Linked DNA regions of Homo sapiens: regions 2 and 3 are each linked to region 1. The links are chromatin contacts, found by Hi-C or POLR2A ChIA-PET in ENCODE. All regions are on one chromosome and are shown on one strand. The core of a region is the stretch at or near the end of the contact, and the rest is flanking DNA. Distances in the headings are between cores, read along the strand shown. Region 1 holds the start of ANKMY2 (ankyrin repeat and MYND domain containing 2). Region 2 holds the start of TOMM7 (translocase of outer mitochondrial membrane 7). Region 3 holds the start of TRA2A (transformer 2 alpha homolog).

Evidence for each region. A loop is a pair of places that touch in the nucleus more often than their neighbours do. ChIA-PET counts read pairs that join two places held with the same protein, here RNA polymerase II (POLR2A). Pooled maps may share reads with other maps.
Region 2: a map of naive thymus-derived CD4-positive, alpha-beta T cell shows a loop between it and region 1 (22-fold over the local background). The contact joins the promoter of TOMM7 here to the promoter of ANKMY2 in region 1. A Hi-C loop is called at or near these places in 1 of 168 maps with a recorded cell type or tissue (naive thymus-derived CD4-positive, alpha-beta T cell) and 6 of 50 pooled maps. POLR2A ChIA-PET finds 5 or more read pairs at or near these places in 1 of 52 experiments (T-cell).
Region 3: a pooled map shows a loop between it and region 1 (10-fold over the local background). The contact joins the promoter of TRA2A here to the promoter of ANKMY2 in region 1. A Hi-C loop is called at or near these places in 8 of 50 pooled maps.

Annotation. Positions count from the first base shown.
Region 1 is chr7:16,644,327-16,647,302 of GRCh38, reverse strand. It overlaps ANKMY2 (ankyrin repeat and MYND domain containing 2), which reads left to right and starts at 1,549. Exons shown (of 10, transcript NM_020319.3): 1 at 1,549-1,796. The coding sequence starts at 1,730. It overlaps BZW2 (basic leucine zipper and W2 domains 2), which reads right to left and starts at 1,122. Exons shown (of 12, transcript NM_014038.3): 1 at 1,015-1,122. RefSeq lists an enhancer at 1,143-1,422.
Region 2 is chr7:22,821,466-22,824,334 of GRCh38, reverse strand. TOMM7 (translocase of outer mitochondrial membrane 7) reads left to right here and starts at 1,486. Exons shown (of 3, transcript NM_019059.5): 1 at 1,486-1,658. The coding sequence starts at 1,556. LOC112267993 (a long non-coding RNA gene) reads right to left here and starts at 1,378. Exons shown (of 3, transcript XR_002956543.2): 1 at 636-1,378. RefSeq lists enhancers at 1,256-1,465, 1,496-1,575, 1,245-2,005.
Region 3 is chr7:23,530,331-23,533,277 of GRCh38, reverse strand. TRA2A (transformer 2 alpha homolog) reads left to right here and starts at 1,297. Exons shown (of 8, transcript NM_013293.5): 1 at 1,297-1,489. The coding sequence starts at 1,454. RefSeq lists enhancers at 59-558, 918-1,037, 559-1,060, 1,208-1,427, 1,438-1,487 and 3 more.

The DNA.
Region 1 (2,976 bases), core at 300-2,799:
CTTTGACACATACACGTCTCTTTGACACACATATTGAGAGAAACATCAATACTACTCTGTAGGGAAACAACAGTAAAACATAAACACTAATTTCCAAAGAAACTTTCATTGATGATGTAAATATAAATCTGCACCCTGGAGAAATGACTGATTCCCGCATTTTAGCAAGCAAATCTTATTCTGAAATACACACTTGTATTTACCCCCATCTACCTATGGTCGAAGCTCCAGGCTACATATTACAGTTGAATGAAGGTTGGATTAAGAGGCTAATCTAAGGCTATATATAGGCAGCAACACCAATTTAATCTCCGCCCTCTCCAACCTCCCCACCCTCCACTCCCTATTTCCATAAATCTCAAGATCTGAGTTACAAAGAGAACCGAGAACTCTAGCAGAGCAAAGAAGCCCTTCCTTCCCCCTCCCACAGGCTGTCTCTCATAAACGAAGTATTAGTGCAAGTGTAAATTGTTTCCAAACATCTTTAACAAGCAACATTGGGCGATCAGGTTTTCTTCTACAGCTTCCACAGAGGCCAAAGAGATGACAAGTAGTGGGGAGGGCGAGGATCACCAGCGTAAAAACTACCTTCTCCCGAGTCTGTTCTCACTGACTCGCTAGTAATGGGGCGCTGTCCTTGCGACCCCTACCTAGCCCAGAGCCCCGGCCCCAGCCTCCCCGGGAGCCGCATCTGGCGGTGCCACGCACGAGACCATGTGCACCCGCCACTTCCCACCGCGTGGCTGGCCCCCGCCCGCCCGCCCGCGGTCCCAGGGTCTCCCGAGGCGGCCAAACGTTGCGAGTCGGAGGTCTTCATCCCAGGGCACTGATACCCCGTACGCGCCGTGATGATGAGGTGGAGCGGGGGCTTCTCCACCGCGAGGCAGGAAGCCGCCCCAGGAGGCACATGCTTCCTCCCCGCCAGCTCCTGCCCGATGGAAACCCCGGCGGGGCGGCAGTCGCTACTCTCGCAACCCTCACGGCGCCCCTTGCCTCACCTGGGCTGCTTCTCACCTGTCCGAGGAGGTAGCGACGACGCGCAAGGCTGGGGGCTGCGGCGATTCGTGCAGCAGCAGCGGCAGCAGCAGCAGCAGCAGCAGTGGCGGCAGACAATGGAGGAGTGAAGGACAGACACATTGACATAGACACACGGAACCCGGCGCAGCCCCGCCTCCCGTACCGCCCCCGTCTCCTAGACCGCCCCCGCCCAGACTGCGCCACTCCCGGGGGAATGGTGGGGGTACGGCGACAACCTGGGGCCTCTGCATGCCCCAGAAAGCCGTCGCTGAGCACATAACTGCCAGCTGTAGAATTTTCAATATTACATGTGGCGAAATATTTGAACCGGACAGGATAGGGGAGCGGAACGTGTAGGAGGAATTTAATTCCCCCCTCCAGCTTTCTGCATTTGGTTTTGTCCTCCCAGGTTGCTCCAATGGCGATCTCTCGCTACCGCCTCCTGCGGCTCCTCCTCCTCGGCAGGGCCAATGACAGGCGGCAGGCGGTGACCGCCGCAGGGCCTGCGGAGACCGTCCGCCTGGCTCGCCCGAGCTCGCCCGCTGTCCGCCAGCCCGCGGGAGGGAGGAGAGAAGCGAAGCGTTTCCGCGGTTGGCTACTCAGTGTCTTGGTCTCAAGTTGCCTCATTGCGGCTGGCGTTCCCAATACAGACGCATCGTTTCTTTTTTAATACTCCCTAAGAAAGGGAATAACCTTCAAGCTGGCGGGAGCAATGGTTCACATAAAGAAAGGCGAGCTGACCCAGGAGGAGAAGGAGCTACTGGAAGTCATCGGGAAAGGTACGGGTGCTGGGCTGCGACGCGGCCGCGGCCAGCCTGGCCGGGGGGCGTGGCGGAGCCCGGGGGGCGCTCCTGGCCTGGGTGACCTTTGGCTGCGGTTCTGCAAGGTTTGCAGCCTGGAACCGGGAAAGAGCGTTTCTCCCTTTGGTCTGGGAAAGGTTGCAGGGGCGGAGAGGTGGGGAGGCAGAAGCAGTGCTGGGACAAGAGGGGTAGTTACAGAGGCTCGGCCTCTAAATCCGCTTTTGGAAACGTACGGATTTCCACGCCCCGCCTTAGGTTAATGCGAGCTTCCCGGGGTGTGGACCCCAGTGTGTGAATTCTTCACTGCTCCCGAGGGATTTTGACCGCGGTCAGTCCTGGTAGTTTCAGGTTCTTAGGCGGGTGTCTAAATGACCCTTTAGACTTCCGCAGGCCGAATGATCTGGATCCTTTGCCGATCCCCGCCCCCGCTTGGGAGTGGAGGGCGCCCTTAGGGAGAGGGGTTCTTCATAAGGGTACAGAACTAGGTCTGTAATTTGCTGCATTGAGACTTCCGTATCCAGGGCCTCCCTGGCTTCCAGAAGCCCCGACAGCCTCAGGAACCCTAGAGAGACAAGGAAATTGGCGAGGCCTCCACACCCACCCCTCGGCCCACGTTGCACAGATGAGACCTTCTAATCGCGCTCCTTCGCGCTTTCTTGTCCACTCCCCCAAGGCGTGCCCCACTTCCGCAGTGCTGAGTCCCAGCGGGGAGCCCCGAGGACGAGCCAGAAGCCATATTTCCCCGGAGTCCCCGAGTGGACGTCCCAGAGGAGTTCCCTGCCGAGTCCCGTTACCTGGCAGGTGACATCAGCGTGACTGCATGCTTCTTCTGCACCCTCACGGTGCAGGGATGGTGATGCGTGCGACTCCGGGCAATTAATGTGGTGATTTTAAACTCAATAATAATATAGCCATGTTTGTCCTCGAATGGCAGAGATGCCAGTCATTGCAGCATAAGGCTTCCCAGTTTCCAGTTTTATTTACTTAGTAGCCAGGCTGAAATGTGGAATCCTAGAGAATAAGGCAGATTTATTCTTCATAGCGACAAGGAAACTCCACATGCGAAGGAGAAAAAATTCCGGTTTGAACTCAACAGGTGCTGATGAGCTGAGCCCACCCGATCTGATCTCAACTATTCTAAGTCAGTCACAGCTATATC
Region 2 (2,869 bases), core at 237-2,736, 6.2 Mb before region 1:
CCAGATAGGTAAACTGGCTCATCTGATCTTGTGGTCCCAACCCAGGAACTAAGATTCTGACCCTTCCCAAATTGCTCCTGGGAATAACACTATTGTAAAGCCTAACATCAGTGCTTGAGATACTTTGCAGAGCCTGCAAAATGGATCAGCTGGCACCACCCAGATCGGCAAACTGGCTCATCTGATCTTGTGGCCCCGACCCAGGAACTGAGGCAGTACAAGACAGCTTCCACTCCCTGTGATTTCATCTCTGACCCAACCAATCAGCACTTCCGACTTACTGGCTGTCTCCCCACGCACCAAATTGTCCTTAAAAACTCTGATCCCCGAATGCTATGGGATACTGATTTGAGTAATAATAAAACTCTGGTCTCCTGCACAGCCAGCTCTGCGTGAATTACTCTTTATTGTAATTCCCCAGTGTTGATCAATCGGCTCTGTCCAGGCAGCGGGCAAAGTGAACCCTTTGGGAGCTTACAGCAAGTGACCCAATCACAGCTCACTGCAGCATCAAACTCAAGTGGTCCTCCCGCCTCAGCCTCCCAAATAGCCAGAATTACAGGCGCAAGCCACAGAGGTCAGCAAGGGGAAATTTTTAGGAGCACAGACATTGGGCACAGAAAACGACTACGTACCTTCAGAATGAGGCAGGAAAGTCTTAAAAGTCAAAGTCTTAGAAATGTCTTACAGCCTTAAAAATCAATTAAGTCTTAGACCTGGGGGGGTCAAATCTCAAATACGACAGCAGCCAGAAATTTATTACATCAGAGGTTGGGAATCACTTGGGAAACTTCAAAGGCAGATCAATGGCCAGTTCCCAGCCCCAAACTCTTTAGAATTTCTAGGAGTAGGTCTCCAGCGTGAGTATGGTTTTACCTCTCCTAAAGTGATTCTAATGTGCAGCCAGGGTTGAGAACCACTGCCATTCTAAACCAATGAGGGCAAGATGGCCAAACAGAAGTGTCATTTCCTATTTAGTCTCCTTGATTGTTGCAATGGAATTCCTCAGCTTCAAAAGTCCAGAATTTCATGTGAGATTTCCAAATTCTAAAATGTTGGCAAGTAATTAAAAGAAATTTTTTTAAAAAAGATTGGGATCAAAGAAAACATGGATTCGGGCCCTACTGAGTGTCACTTCGTAACCTTTTTGCAGTTCAACCTCAGGTTTGAACAACCTGATTCTGAGAAGTTAAATAATTTGTCCACGGTTACACAGCCAGTAGGAATAAGAGTTAGGACTAAAACCCAGTCCCTCTGAATTTAATTAATGTTCCTTCCATGAGAAGGAAGGAACACCTGAAGATGCGTTTTAAAAATGGGTAACAGAAACGCGAAGTTACCGCCAGCCATGATCGCAACCACGCATGCGCCTACTACTGCCGGCGAGGCGGAAGAGCAGGGAAGGTTAAAGGCGATGAATTACGACCTCTGCTGGCGACGCTCACGACTCCTGCCGTAAAGGCCGTGTGTGGCGCCTGCGCACCTCCTTTCCCTTTCGGATTCCCGACGCTGTGGTTGCTGTAAGGGGTCCTCCCTGCGCCACACGGCCGTCGCCATGGTGAAGCTGAGCAAAGAGGCCAAGCAGAGACTACAGCAGCTCTTCAAGGGGAGCCAGTTTGCCATTCGCTGGGGCTTTATCCCTCTTGTGATTTACCTGGGTCAGTGGGAGAAGAACCGGGAAAGTGACTGGAGGGAAGAGGGTGGCGGAGACAGCAGCCCCATTTTTGGCCGTCGGGGGAGGGAGAGAAAAATAGGGGACACTGCCGTGCACGGCCCCTGAGGCTGTCTGGTCAAGTGGGGCCGATCTAACCTGAGTTCGAGTTCCCGTTCTATCGCTTTATAGTTGCATGGTCTTTAAGCAGTCTTGCAATCCCTCCTTTTCTATTTTTGCATCCTTAAAGTGGAGGTCATATTTCTCGGGATTGTAGGGAGGGTTGGATGACCCCAGTGGATGTGAAAGTCACTAATTCACTCTCTAGCACTAGGTGGTTCTCGGGGTGTTTTTCCTCACCGCTCCATGTGGTCCTAAGTGGAAAGAGTCCTGTTCAGGGAATCGAGACACCTCGTGAAAGTACCACTGCCATGAAAGCATGATTATAATAATAGTCGTTGGATGCCTCTGCTTTCTTACCTGTACGATGAAGGGTTTGGATGATTTCTATTACTGCCCCCATTTTACAGGTGAGGAAACAGCCGTAGAGAAACTTTTTTGCCAAGGTCGCACAGCTATGCTGACTGAGGGAGTTAGGGGCTCAGGCAGTGGGGCATCAGAGCCCATAGTCTTAACCATTATAGCGCACTTAAAGGATTTGGGGTTTTTTTGGTTTTTGTTTTTAAGACAGAGTCTCGCTCTGTCACCCAGACTGGAGTGCAGTGGCGCTATCCCGGCTCATTGCAACCTTCCCCTCCTGTGCTCTAGCGATCCTTCCACCTCAGTCTCCCAAGTAGCTGGGACTACAGGCTGGTGCCAACAGGCTCGGTCACTTACTGCAAGGATTTGTTAATATTTTTCAGTTAGGGTTGCAGACTGGGACCTATTCTGTAGTTTTTTCTTTTCTTTTCTGTCTTTTTTTTTCCTTTTTTCCTTTTTGAGACAGTCGCTGTGTGCCCAGGCTGGAGTGTAGTGGCGCGATCTCTGCCCACCGCAATCTCTGCCTCTCGGGATCAAGCGATCCTTCCCCCTTAGCCTCCCGAGTAGCTGTGATTACAGACTTGCAGCCACCGCTCGCGGCTAATGTTTATATTTTTAGTAGAGACGGGGTTTTGCTTATGTGGGCCAGGCTGGCCTCAAACTCCTGGCCTCAAGTTAGCTACCTCCCCTCCAGCCGGCCTCCGCCCCGCGCGCGGCCTCCCAAAGTGCTGGGATTAC
Region 3 (2,947 bases), core at 48-2,547, 6.9 Mb before region 1:
GCACTGTAGGAAAAAAATTTAAGATGAAACTAATTTTTAAAGTTGCATTACACAAGTAAAACTCATCTCAGAGATTATTACTATGATTGGGAACCAAGTTGACAGATTTGGGAGGTCTTCACTGTGAAGCTTTATGGAAATATCTAAGTCAAAAAAACTAGTAGGGAGCTAAGCATTATAAAAAAAAAACTACACGGCTGTCTCTAGGAGGGGGAACTGGAGCAGGGACACGAGGCAAGGAGCAGCGGCTTTGCATCATAACCTCATCTGTGCATGTACTACGTCGACATTACACAGGGCAAATATGGAAGAAAAGTAATACAGTCAGCTGACAACGTGCCCCCCAAAAGCCTGTTATATATACACGATTCCAGCCGGGCGCGGTGGCTCAGGCCTGTAATCTCAGCACTTTGGGAGGCCGAGGCGAGCAGATCGCTTGAGTCCACAAATTCGAGACCAGCCTGGGCAGCATGTCAAAACCCCATCTCTGCAAAACACACAAAAATTAGCCGGGTGGGCCGGGTACGGTGGTTCACCCTTGCAATCTCAGCACTTTGAGAGGCCCAGGCGGGCAAATCACCTGAGGTCAGGAGTTTGAGACCAGCCTGTCCAACATGGTGAAACCCCCGTCTCTGCTAAAAATACAAAAATTAGCCGGGCGTGGTGGTGCATGCCTGTAATCCCAGCTACTGGGGAGGCTGAGGCAGGAGAATTGCTTGAACCTGCGAGGTGGAGGTTGCAATGAACCTAGATAGCGCCACTGCACTTCAGCCTGGGCAACAGAGTGAGACTCCGTCCCAAAAAAGAAAAAAATTAGCCGGGCGTGGTGGCGCGCGCGGGAGCCTGAGGTGGGAGGATCGTCTGAGCCCGGGAGTTTGAGGCTGTGGTGAGCAGTGATCGCTTCACTGCACTTCAGCTTGGGTGACAGAGCGAGACCCTGACTCAAAAAATAAACAAACATAAAAAAACGCTTCCAATGTTTTGTTCCCTTACATCAGAATCCACTTGGACAATATTTAAAGGGGCTAAGGTCATATAAGGCTCATCTGGCGACTGAAAAGTCTTCAAAGAGGTTGACGCGTCCGAGGTGAGTCTGAAGTTTGGAGGACAGCACGGGACCGCGATTCCAAGGCGCCCAGGTTGAGAGCGCAGGCCGCCCGCCAACCTCCACCCTCGCTCCAGGCCCAGCCGACACAAAGCCTCGCGGGAGGTGGAGCCTCGTGACGTCACAGAGACGCCCGCCCCCTTTACGTCGTGCTCTGAGGAGGCCAGGAGATTTCTGGCGGCGCCGGCGCCATTTTGCTGGAGCCTGCGACCGAGTGGGAGTGGAGTGGAGCGGCTGTGGTTGCCGACTCTTTCCTCTTCCCCACGGTCCAGTCAGCGGGTTAATTAGGCCATCGGCCCTCGAGCCGAGACTTGTCTCTTATTTAGTTCTGGGGAGCGCCTCGTCGACATGAGTGATGTGGAGGAAAACAACTTCGAGGGCAGAGTGAGTACAAAGCCGCGGGAGCCGTCTAGGCGGCGGCCCAATGCTCGGGGTTTCACGGGAACAAGCGCGGTCGGGCGGGGTTGCGGGTAGTCCCGCGAGGAGCAACCTCTGGAGCCATCGCGATTGATTCCTCCCATCCCAAGATGGCTTCTGGGTTCCACTCCTTCCCCAAACACCACGGATAACACCCCTCCCCCTTTTTTGGAGGCTGACTGATACCTGGACTTCTGGGTCCTCTTCCCTCCCCGCCCCCGCATTGCTTCCTCCCTTCTCCCCACCCCTGAGGCTTCCTTATGTCTGCTCCGAGGTGTGGGTCCCCGTCGCGGTTGGGCGGGAGGAGGCGGCAGGGAGCTCCCCTCCGTCCGGATAGTGGTAGGTGCTTCCTGCGGTGGCATTTCTGGCGACCCCGAGCATCGTAGAGGGTCTCGGGATCGAAAGTGCGCGGGGCTGCTTTCCGGGCGGGGAGAAGCTGGCGTGGGACTAGCTGGGGCCTGTGTCTCCTTGGCTCTCTATTTCAGTGAGCGGCCGCGTCTCTGTTGGAACCGGCGGCGTTGCGTCTAAAAAGGCGAAAGCCTTGAGGTTGAAGGTGGGACGAGCCTAATGAAGTGGTTAGTCAACGACCGCACCGACCCTTAAGCGTTCTTAAGACGAGAGCTGTGAGGGGAAACTACGCAAGGAGCCCTTTTCCCTTAATGTCCCTTCGACTTTCCTTTCACTTCGAAATGAATGTGGAAATGCTGTCACGCCTTATTTTTCTAATTCCTCGATGTTGGGTTTTTTCTCTTCTTTATATCTCAACTTTTAATGCTCTTCTTCCTATGACCTTTCATCTAAAAACTGACCACTCCTTTACAGGTTTTTACGGTAAAAAAAAAAAAATCTGTCTTTCTTTAATCTTACATAGCTGAACGAATTCATTGGCTCAGTATTTTTAAGATAACTAGTCAGTATATACTGTTCTGTAACTTAAAAGATGACCTGAAAATTAACAGGCCCTCTCCCATTTCTCTTCTCACTCTATCCCCCACCGAAGAGGGCTCAGAAAAAAGTTTTTATTAATATATTTGGGGTCGGAGAAATACAAACATCACAAAGAATACGATATCCCCAGCTTAAATGTACTGGAACGTTTGTCAGTGAGTTTCATTTCCAAAGTTTACCCTACATAGGGAATTGTAGAAGTGAGTTAGTAGAAGTGAGTTCGTGTGAAACCCTGGAAAGAAAACAAAAGCCCCATGCAACACGTTCCGGGCTGTTGTGTAGATGTTTATTCTAGTCACTAGGGGAAGCACATAAAAACACCTGAGGTGTGTGTGCTGAAGGGCGAATTTTGTCCTTTTGGGGAGTTCATGATATAAACATCTAGAACCAAAAAGTCAAATCAGAAGGTCAGTTTAGGCTTTAGTTCTCTTTGAGGAAAGATTTAAAGCAATAGACTATAATAGTTACCCGGTAGAC